Regions from separate parts of the Homo sapiens genome. Here region 2 is linked to region 1. Evidence: chromatin loops called from intact Hi-C (ENCODE). Cell type or tissue: Calu3. All regions are shown on one strand. Region 1 has its middle 38 kb from the start of UGT2B28. Region 2 overlaps UGT2A1 (UDP glucuronosyltransferase family 2 member A1 complex locus).

Region 1 (5,000 bases):
AGGGAACTCAAAGGATAGATTTCTAAAACCCATGGGAATCATTGAAAGGAAGAGAGAGAAAGACTATTTTTAATGAAAGCGTCATGTTTTCATATGTTATCAGAAAGGAAGGCAGACAAATTTACATTTCTCCTATGTATATAGACAATATGTGTTTTTTGCATATCAAATAAAGGCAGGTGTTCCAAATTTTGCTGTGTATTGAAACAGTCTTGGGAGCTTTTGACAAGAATGATGCCCGTTTTGCATACCAATGAAAACAGATTTTGGAATTAAGAGCCAGATTTTGTGTTTTATAAATATTTCCAGCAGATTCCAATGTGCAGTACATTGGAAACACTAGGTTAAGGTCTAGATAAACAGTGAACATAGTTATTATTTTCATTGATATTTAATTATCAGTCATTCTATTAGTTATTATCTAAATTAAATACAAGCTGTCTGTGTATATCAAATCTACATACAGTTTCCATCAATGTAGGCGAAAACTAAAAAAAAAAAAAAGAGTAATTCCAGTGTATTAATACTTCACAAACTTTTGGAACTTCTTGTTTCCAATGACAGGTGTACATGAATTTAGTCACAATCTCTTTTTATATTATTTTAAACTATCTCAACAGTGTCACCTATTCACCAGTCTGCAAATGACTCTATGTGCTATCTCTTTTCATAAACAACTTGTGTAGGGAAGTATTTCTGCATTATGAGTGTCTTGCTCTTTTCTTCCACTTCATATTTTATTCTGTGTGTTTTATGCATCCTATTTATAAGCAGCAATTATCTCTTTAAAATCTATTTTGCTTTATCCTCAAGTTTTGCTTTCCTCAAAGGGAAATAAGTTTTAAATTATCGTTATTATTTGTTTTTTATGTACAAATGTTCTAATAAGGCTACCTTAGTATACTATTATGCATGATTTCTTACAGTGAGTTTACCAGAAATCGTGTTACATGACTTTCATACATTAATTTAAATTCTTAATATATTCATGGGACAAGTATTATTATTGAACTGTATATTAATAGGCTCACCTCTCTTTGTCACATGCCATTATGGGCCTTTAGTCAACTTCTCAATGTAAGAAACAAAATAAATTACACAAGAATGGTTGCGATCATAGACCTGAATACCACAAGCAGATTTTCCATATTACTTATTGCTACTTCTTCATCAATTTCTCATCTGATTTCCTCTAAATGATTTTAAAGAATACTCTGTATTTAATGATTTTATGTATACATTTTATCTACTAATATTTCAGCTGTGCTGTTTTTATAGTTATTTAATACTTACATATTAGTATTTTGGAATCTTACCAGTTAGCCAAACATTTATATAAGATGTTTCTATAAAAAAAGAGAAATTTTAAATTCCAGACTACTCAGCTATAACTAAACCTTTGGAGCATGTTCACATTAGGTTGAGCATGGTCTGAAGACACTTAAATCAAATTATAACCCTGTTGTTATTAATACAAATATAAATTTCTATATAAATTATTATAATTAAAATCAAATAATGGCCAAATGGATTATTATATCATCACCAAAACTATGCCATTTTTATTTTTTCTAATTGCAAGAATTTCTTGGGATATCTTCTAGTCTTTTTAAATTACATGAAATATTACAAACTGACAAAATAGTATAAAGTACTTAAATAAGTGCCTATAGTCTCATTACCTAATATAGAACATAAGAGTGTATTGCCTTGTTGTCAGTACATATCCTTTGAAAGTGATATGTGGTGTATAGGTGGAGGGAGACTGATGTTGGCAGAATAGGAAAGCCATGTTCCTTTTCTCCTCACAGGGAAATGGACTTAAGAAATATATACATATATAGACCAAATTGCCCTTATGAAAATACTCCAAAACAAGTTCAAAGATTTCAGCACCCTAGGCAAGAGCAAAGCCAAGAAGAGCGTCATTGAAATTGCTAAGAAATTTCACAGAATTGGCTCACTATAGAGTACAGCCAGTACAGCATGGCACAGGTAGGAGAAAATTCCCTAGCCATACCTTCTCCCACAGGAAAGAAAGAGAAGATTAAAGCATGTTTTAATATTCTAGCTTTTGGAGGGGCTGCACAAGGGGCTAGTTTCTATCACCTAACTCAAATCACAGGAACTAGAATTCCGATGCCTGTGATCTACTGAGAACAAAACCACGAGTGGCAGTGTTAAAAAGGCTGCCCTACCACAGAATGACAGCAGAGGGAGCAATAGACTGCAAACTCCTAAAGATGAAATTAAAAAAAAAAAAAAAGTTTAACTGGGTAATTACACACAGAAGCTGAGAGAAGACACATTCCCAGAAAAGGTTTGAGAGACCTGCAGAATCTCTAGCTGGGCTGACTGGTGAAGACAGTCTTTTGTACCAAGCTAGGTAGTAAATAATGGGAGATGCAGCTATTTTTTCAAATATCCAAATTGCAGCCAACGAGCACAAGGCAACAATGCATACATACACACACACACACACACACACACACACACACACACACAGAGCACTAAACCATGGCCCAATGAAGGGACCAAAATAAACTTCTAGAAAATAACCTCAAGGAAATGAAGTTCTATGAATTATTCGTCAAATTATTCATAATTATCATTTTAAAATAATTAGCAAAGAGAGAACACAACTATATAAAATAATAAAAATAGTGCATATAAAAATGAAAATATTAACAAAAAGATAAAACTCTATAAAGAAAGAACCAAACAAAAATTCTGGAGCTGAAGAATACAATCACTGAATTTTTAGCATTCACTAGAGGAGCACACAAGAAGACTTTATCAAACAGATAAAAAATATACACACTTAAGAACATAGGTTATCTGAAATTATTCAGGAAGGGGAGCGAAAATTTAAAGAAAAAATTCACAATAAAAAAGTGAAGTCAGCCTAAGCAACTTATAAGACACCATCAAGCTAACCAATAAAGCATCAAAAAGCTTATCCACTATGATTAAGTGGGCTTCATCCCTGGGATGCAAGTCTGGTTCAACATACACAAATCAATAAATGTAATCCAGCAAATAAAAAGAACCAATGACAAAAACCACATGATTATCTCAATAGATGCAGAAAAGGCCTTTGACAAAATTCAACAACCCTTTATGCTAAAAACTCTCAATAAATTAGGTATTGATGAGATGTAACTCAAAATAATAAGAGCTATTTATGACAAACCCACAGCCAATATCATACTGAATGTCCAAAAACTGGAAGCATTCCCTTTGAAAACTGGCACAAGACAAGGATGCCCTCTCTCACTACTCCTGTTCAACATAGTGTTAGAAGTTCTGGCCAGGGCCATCAAGCAGGAGAAGGAAATAAAGGGTATTCAATTAGGAAAAGAGGAAGTCAAATTGTCCCTGTTTGCAGATGACATGATTGTATATCTAGAAAACCCCATTGTCTCAGCCCAAAATCTCCTTAATCTGATAAGCAACTTCAGCAAAGTCTCAGGATACACAATCAATGTGCAAAAATCACAAGCATTCATATACACAAAGAACAGACAAACATAGAGCCAAATCATGAATGAACTGCCATTCACAGTTGCTTCAAGGAGAATAAAATACCTAGGAATCCAACTTACAAGGGAAGTGAAGGACCTCTTCAAGGAGAACTACAAACCACTGCTCAATGAAATAAAAGAGGACACAAATGGAAGAACAGTCTGTGCTCATGGATAGGAAGAATCAACATGGTGAAAATGGTCATACTGCCCAAGGTAATTTATAGATTCAATGCCATCCCCATCAAGCTACCAATGACTTTCTTCACAGAATTGGAAAAAACTACTTTAAAGTTCATATGGAATCAAAAAAGAGCCCACATTGCCAAGTCAATCCTAAGCCGAAAGAACAAAGCTGGAGGCATCATGCTACCTGACTTCAAACTATACTACAAGGCTACAGTAACCAAAATAGCATGGTACTGGTACCAAAACAGAGATATAGACCCATGGAACAGAACAGAGCCCTCAGAAATAATGCCGCATATCTACAACCATCTGATCTTTGACAAACCTGACAAAAACAAGCAATGGGGAAAGGATTCCCTATTTAATAAATGGTGCTGGGAAAACTGGCTAGCCATATGTAGAAAGCTGAAACTGGATCCCTTCCTTACACCTTATACAAAAATTAATTCAAGATGGATTAAAGACTTAAATGTTAGAACTAAAACCATCAAAAGGAAAGCAGATCGAAACCATCCTGGCTAACACGGTGAAACCCTGTCTCTACTAAAAATAGAAAAATTTAGCCCGGCATGGTGGCAGGCGCCTGTAATCCCAGCTACTCAGGAGATTGAGGCAGGCGAATGGCATGAACCCGGAAGGCAGAGCTTACAGTGAGCTGAGATCGCACCACTGCACTCCTGCCTGGGTGTCACAGCGAGACTTTGTCTCAAAAAAGAGAAAACAAATAACGAAAAACAAAAACCAACAAAAAAAAATTAAAAATTCTTTGCACTGAATGGTAATAGTGACACAACCTATCAAAACCTCTGGAATACAGGAAAAGTGGTGCTAAGAGGAAATTTAACATCATTAAATGCCTACATCAAAAATTTGAAAGAGAACAAATAGACAATTTAAGGTCACACCTTGCAGAACTGGAGAAACAAAGAATAATTTAAACCCAAACCCAGCAGAAGAAAAGAAATAGCAAATATCAGAGCAGAACTAAGCAAAATTGAAGTAAGTAAAACAATACCTAAGATAAATGAAACAAAATCCTGTTCTTTGAAAAAATAAATAAAATTGATAGACCATTAGTGAGATTAACAAAGAAAAGAAGAGAGAAGATCCAAATAAGCTCAATTAGGAAAAGATGAGAGATATTATAACTGATGCCATAGAAAGACAGAGGATTCTCAAGGCTATTATGAATACCTTTGTTACTGGTGGGAGGCAGATAGGTTCCTAGGTGGAAATGGGTGGGTCCCTTGTGAAACTCCACCTTTAAGCCAGGGACAGCTTGAAGCC
Region 2 (5,000 bases), 300 kb after region 1:
AATTATACTTCAAAGCTAGTAGCCATAACAGCATGGCACTATTATAAAAAAAGACATATAGACCAATGGAATAGAATAATGGACACAGAAATAAATCTGTACATCTACAGTAAACTACCTTTCAACAAAGCTGCCAAATACATACATTGGGAAAGGAATGGACTCTTAATGGTGCTGGGAAGCTAGGTATCTATATGTAGAACAATGAAAGTGGACCTCTGAGTAGTCTGTTCTCACATTACTATAAAGAACTATCTGACACTGTAGTTTATAAAGAAAAGAGGTTTAATTGACCCACAGTTCCACAGGCTGTACAGGAGGCATGGTTGGGAGGCCTCAGACAACTTACAATTGTGGTGGAAGGGCAATGGGGAAGCAAGCACATCTTCACATGGTGGCAGGAGAGAGAAAGAGATAAGGGGAAATTGCTACACACTTTTAAACAGCTATATCTCATGAGAACTCACTATCACAAGAAGAGCAAGTGGAAAACCAGACCTCATGATCCAATCACCTTTCAACAGATCCCTCCCCCAACATTTTGAATTACAATTCAACATGAGATTTGGATGAGGACACAGGAGACAAACCATATCAATCTCTATCTCTCACCATACACAAAAATCAAATCACCCTGAAAAATTAAATCACTCTAATTTAAATCTAATCTTTCTAATCTTTAAGTTAAATCTCACTGATTTAAAACCCGAAACTTTGAGGAAACACTAAGACAATGTTCTGGGCAGATTTGATTAATAAGACCTCAGAAGCACAGCCATCCAAAGCAAAAATGGACAGATGGGATCACATCAACCTCAACCGAAAAAGCTTCTGCACATTAAAGAAAACAATCAACAAACTGAAGAAACAGTCTACAAAATGGGAGAAAATATTTTCCATGTACCCATCTGACAAGGGATTGATAAGTAGAATATATCAGCAGCTCAAACAATTCAAAAAGAAAAGAATGAGTAATCAAAAAGAAATGGATAAAAGATCTGAATAGACGTTTCTCAAAAGAACAACCAACAGGCAAGTGAAGAAATGGTCAACATCACTATTCATCAAAGAAATGCAAGTAAAAACTATAATGAGATATCATCTGAGCCCAGTTCAAATGGCTTTTACCACCCTGACCCCGCCGCAAAAACAAACAAGCAAACAAACAGACAGACAAAAAAACAGGCAATAACAAATGCTGGTGAGGATATGGAAAAAGGGAACCCTTGTGCACTGTTGGTGGGAATATAAAATTGGTGCAGCCACTATGGAGAAGAGTGTGGATATTTCTCAAAAAACTAAAAATAAAACTACCATATGATCCGACAATCACACTGCTGGGTATATATCCAAATAAAGGAATCAGTATATCAAAGAAATATCTGTACACCCATGTTTATTGCAGTACTGTTCCCAATAGCCAAGATATGGAATCAACCTATATGTGCATCAATGGGTGAATCAACGGACAAGTGAAAATCCCGTCATTTGCAATAACTTGGATGAATCTAGAGTTTCCTCCAGTTAAGTCAAATGAAATAAGCCAGGCGCGGAAAGACAAATATGCCGTGTTTTCACTCACATGTGGAAGCTAAAAACAATAATTAACGAATGAAGATATAGAGAAGATATAGAGTAGAGAGATGGTTACCAGAGGCTGGGAAAGGTCTTGGGGGGTGGGGAGGGTATAAAGAGGGCATGATTAATAGCTACAAAAATATAGTTAGAATGAAAAAATCTAGTGTTTGATAGCACAATAGGATGACTATAGTTAATAATAATTTGTGTGTTTTAAAATGACTAAGAGTGGAATTGGAATTTTCCTAACATAGAAAAGATAAATGTTTGAGGTTATGGATATCCCAATTATCCTGATTTGATCATTACACATTTTAAGCTTTCATCAAAATGTCACATTTCCTGTAAATCGATACAACTATTATGTATACATAATAATTAAAAATGAAAACTTAAACAATTATAACATGTACCCCACCAACAAAAAGGAACTGAAGTGTTTGCAACTTCCAGTTTACCATTTCCTGTAAAGCCACTGGCTTACCCATTCAATTAATTTGAGAGAAATGAAGCCAGAAAAAATTGATAATTTTATCTTCTAACTAGGATTTGCGATAGTTCATTTAGGGAGATAAGAAATGGAAAAGTATAAGCTATAAATCCTCCATTTAGTTGGAACTGTAGCTTCTCATTATAATAAAAATCAAAAGCTAATGACACTTTCTAAATTTCTCTGCCATTTTCTTTTCTTTTTTTTTTTTTTTTTGAATAGTGGTTTCTAAGTTTCATTTTCCCACTTGAAATTGCCTCTGTGTATGTGGCATCTATAATCAATGACAATGGAGGAAAGAAATATCTGCATAAGTTTCTGCCCATGCTTTTTCCACTACTGTTTTGTAGTTAAAATGTAGGTGAATGAGAAATATGTAGCTGGTGGAAATAGGATATAATTTCAGTTTCCAATTGCCAGGAAATTCTCAACTTCTCTGATCTTGATTTCTTCATCTGTAAAATAAAGTTAGAATTACAGAACTATTGTTAGTATTCAACAATAAACTATGTGTAAAAGCACTTTCAAAACTATAAAACAAAAATGTGCATCCTTTGGCAGTTGCTAAATGTAGTCCTTAGGTTAAAGTTAAATCTCACTTGAGACTTTCTTTTTCTTCAAGCAGTTTATCAAGCTTTAGGATCTGCTGCCCTCCTATGGATGATGGTTGATAGTGCTGAATAAGTATGGTGAGTCCAAATTATTAGGAGTTTAATAATTTTGTTGACGGCGTAAAAATAAAGTTCATTTAGATCTACTTATGTTTATACAAAGATATAATATATATGTTTATAACATGTAAGAAATGTATATTATAAAACAAATTATGTGTACGTATATACGTAGACGTACAAAACCAAGATGAACACACACAACATATTTAATAGGAAATATTGTAGCCATTCTCTAAGCACTAGTTTCCTTCATATTCAGGAAGAAAGACTGTTTCAAATTAGGGCTAGTGCTATCTATAAGTTAAAATAATGATATAAATACATTAAAAGTTTAAGTAGATTTCATTAGCAACATACAGGGTCCATTAAGACGTTCTTTAAAATACTAAAATAATATAAATTATTATTCATTATTGGGAGTTAACATTTCTAAAAATATTGCCATTATAATACACTTACTATCTAGGATTTTCTGATGTAATTTTCAAGATAGTTGAAATAAAATATAACTAGGTTTCAAAATAAAACAGGGCAATAATTGTCTTATGTAAAAATCTTCAATACTTAGTTTCCTGAGGAAGAAACAAAACCGACACAGTAACAGTAACAACAAAAATGAAAAACAAGACTTTACAATCCTAACATTATTGTGTTCAAATATGTCTTTCGGAAATCATTCACATTTGGGATTTAATGAGAGAAAATTTTCCAGGCCTTAAGAATTTATTTGTTTGACATCATTTAATTATGAGTCTAAATAGATTCAAATTAAATAAAAATTAGATTACATGTTTTTATATAGATATTTAGTATCCGTGTACGTAATCATCATAATTCTATGAGAAAATATTATTTCACAGATAAATAGGCCAGTAAGCATGTGTGTGTGTGTGTGTGTGTGTGTGTGTATGTTTGTGTGTGTGTGTGTGTATGTGTGTGTTGAAGGGGGAAGAATGTATTACATTTGGTAAGTCTGGTTACAGTTCTCTTAAAAATGTTTTTGGGGCATTAAATTAAGTCCAACCAGTAACCCCAGGAACTCATACTAATCAATCTAATTGGGAGATTCCACTACAGGTTGGCAAAAGGCTTTGTCACAAGAGAAGAGATTTAAAAAGCACAAAAATGTCTTGGTGAATTCTAACACATTTCTAACTTTGTTTATTGAAAGGGTCTTTGTCTATTTCTGCTGCCAAAAATAAATTTATTTTAACCATGTGGCCGTTGAATGAGAATTTAAACAGACCATATTAATAATATTTTGAAATAAGTTTTCATGTGTAAGTACACAAAGATTGTATATTGACCATTAATTCCTGAAACCCTCGATACAGTAAAATCTTTATGCTTTTCAGATTCAACTTTGGTTAAAATTTCTTTAAAAGTGTAATTCTAAGTTCAATCAATTCTATGATTATATCAATCAATGTAGAAAAGCCTTAAGTATACTCCAATACCTTTATTGGTTAAAAAATAGAAGTGAACTTTCTTAGACAGATGAAAATTATGAAACAACTATTAAATGACAAAAAAACAAACAAAATAAGACCAGCAAGAAACCAAACTTCGGAAAATTTTCTACTCAACATTGAAAGGTTAGAAGAAATTTTTTAAAAACTCAGGATCAAGACAAAGATGTTGTTTAACATACTTTAAATTAATGTTGAATTTTATAATTTAATTATGCAATAATATATGGAAAAAAGTTATATATTATACAATATATGTATATACATTTGTAAATGTAGGAATTTATTTATATCAGAAAAAAGTTTATCAATATTGATAGATACAATTTTAATATACAGGCCACCTGATGTGCTTCATGCCTACAATCCCAGTACTTTGGTAAGCCAATACAGGAGGATTGCTTGAGCCCAGGAGTTTGAGATCAGCCTGAGCAACACAGGGAGACATATCTCTATAAAAATAAAAATAAAAAATTAGCCAAGTGTGGTGGTGCATGCGTGTAGTCCAGCTACTTTGGAACTGAGGTGGGAGAATTGCTTGAGCCTGGGAGGTTGAGACTACAGTGAGCCAACATCAGTGGCACTGTACTTCAGCCTGGGTGACAGAGCAAAATCTTGTCTTAATGCATACATACATAAATACATAAAATAAAATAAAATAAAATAAATAAAGCCAATATACAAAAGTAAATTGCAGTCTTACATACCCCATACAAACAAAAGTGAAATTTTAAAATAACGTTAAAGAAGACTCTAAAAATAATGATATACCCAGAAATAAATCTAACA

Evidence for each region. A loop is a pair of places that touch in the nucleus more often than their neighbours do. Peaks named below come from ENCODE experiments on the same cell type or tissue, not always from the same donor. Only the 100,000 strongest peaks of a DNase experiment are listed, where the experiment ranks them.
Region 2: a loop joins it to region 1, with 22 times the contacts of the local background. A loop is called at or near these places in 34 of 110 quality-filtered maps.

The regions. Positions count from the first base shown.
Region 1 is chr4:69,315,893-69,320,892 of GRCh38, forward strand. No RefSeq gene overlaps it. Among named protein-coding and RNA genes, the nearest start is that of UGT2B28, 38 kb to the left of the region's middle. In Calu3, a CTCF peak has its summit at 2,210 (motif pointing right); a DNase peak (open chromatin) is centred at 2,209.
Region 2 is chr4:69,614,567-69,619,566 of GRCh38, forward strand. The region is part of intron 3 of UGT2A1 (UDP glucuronosyltransferase family 2 member A1 complex locus); the gene reads right to left. The region is part of intron 1 of UGT2A2 (UDP glucuronosyltransferase family 2 member A2); the gene reads right to left. Among named protein-coding and RNA genes, the nearest start is that of UGT2A2, 23 kb to the right of the region's middle. In Calu3, no CTCF peak of the experiment used is centred here; a DNase peak (open chromatin) is centred at 2,725.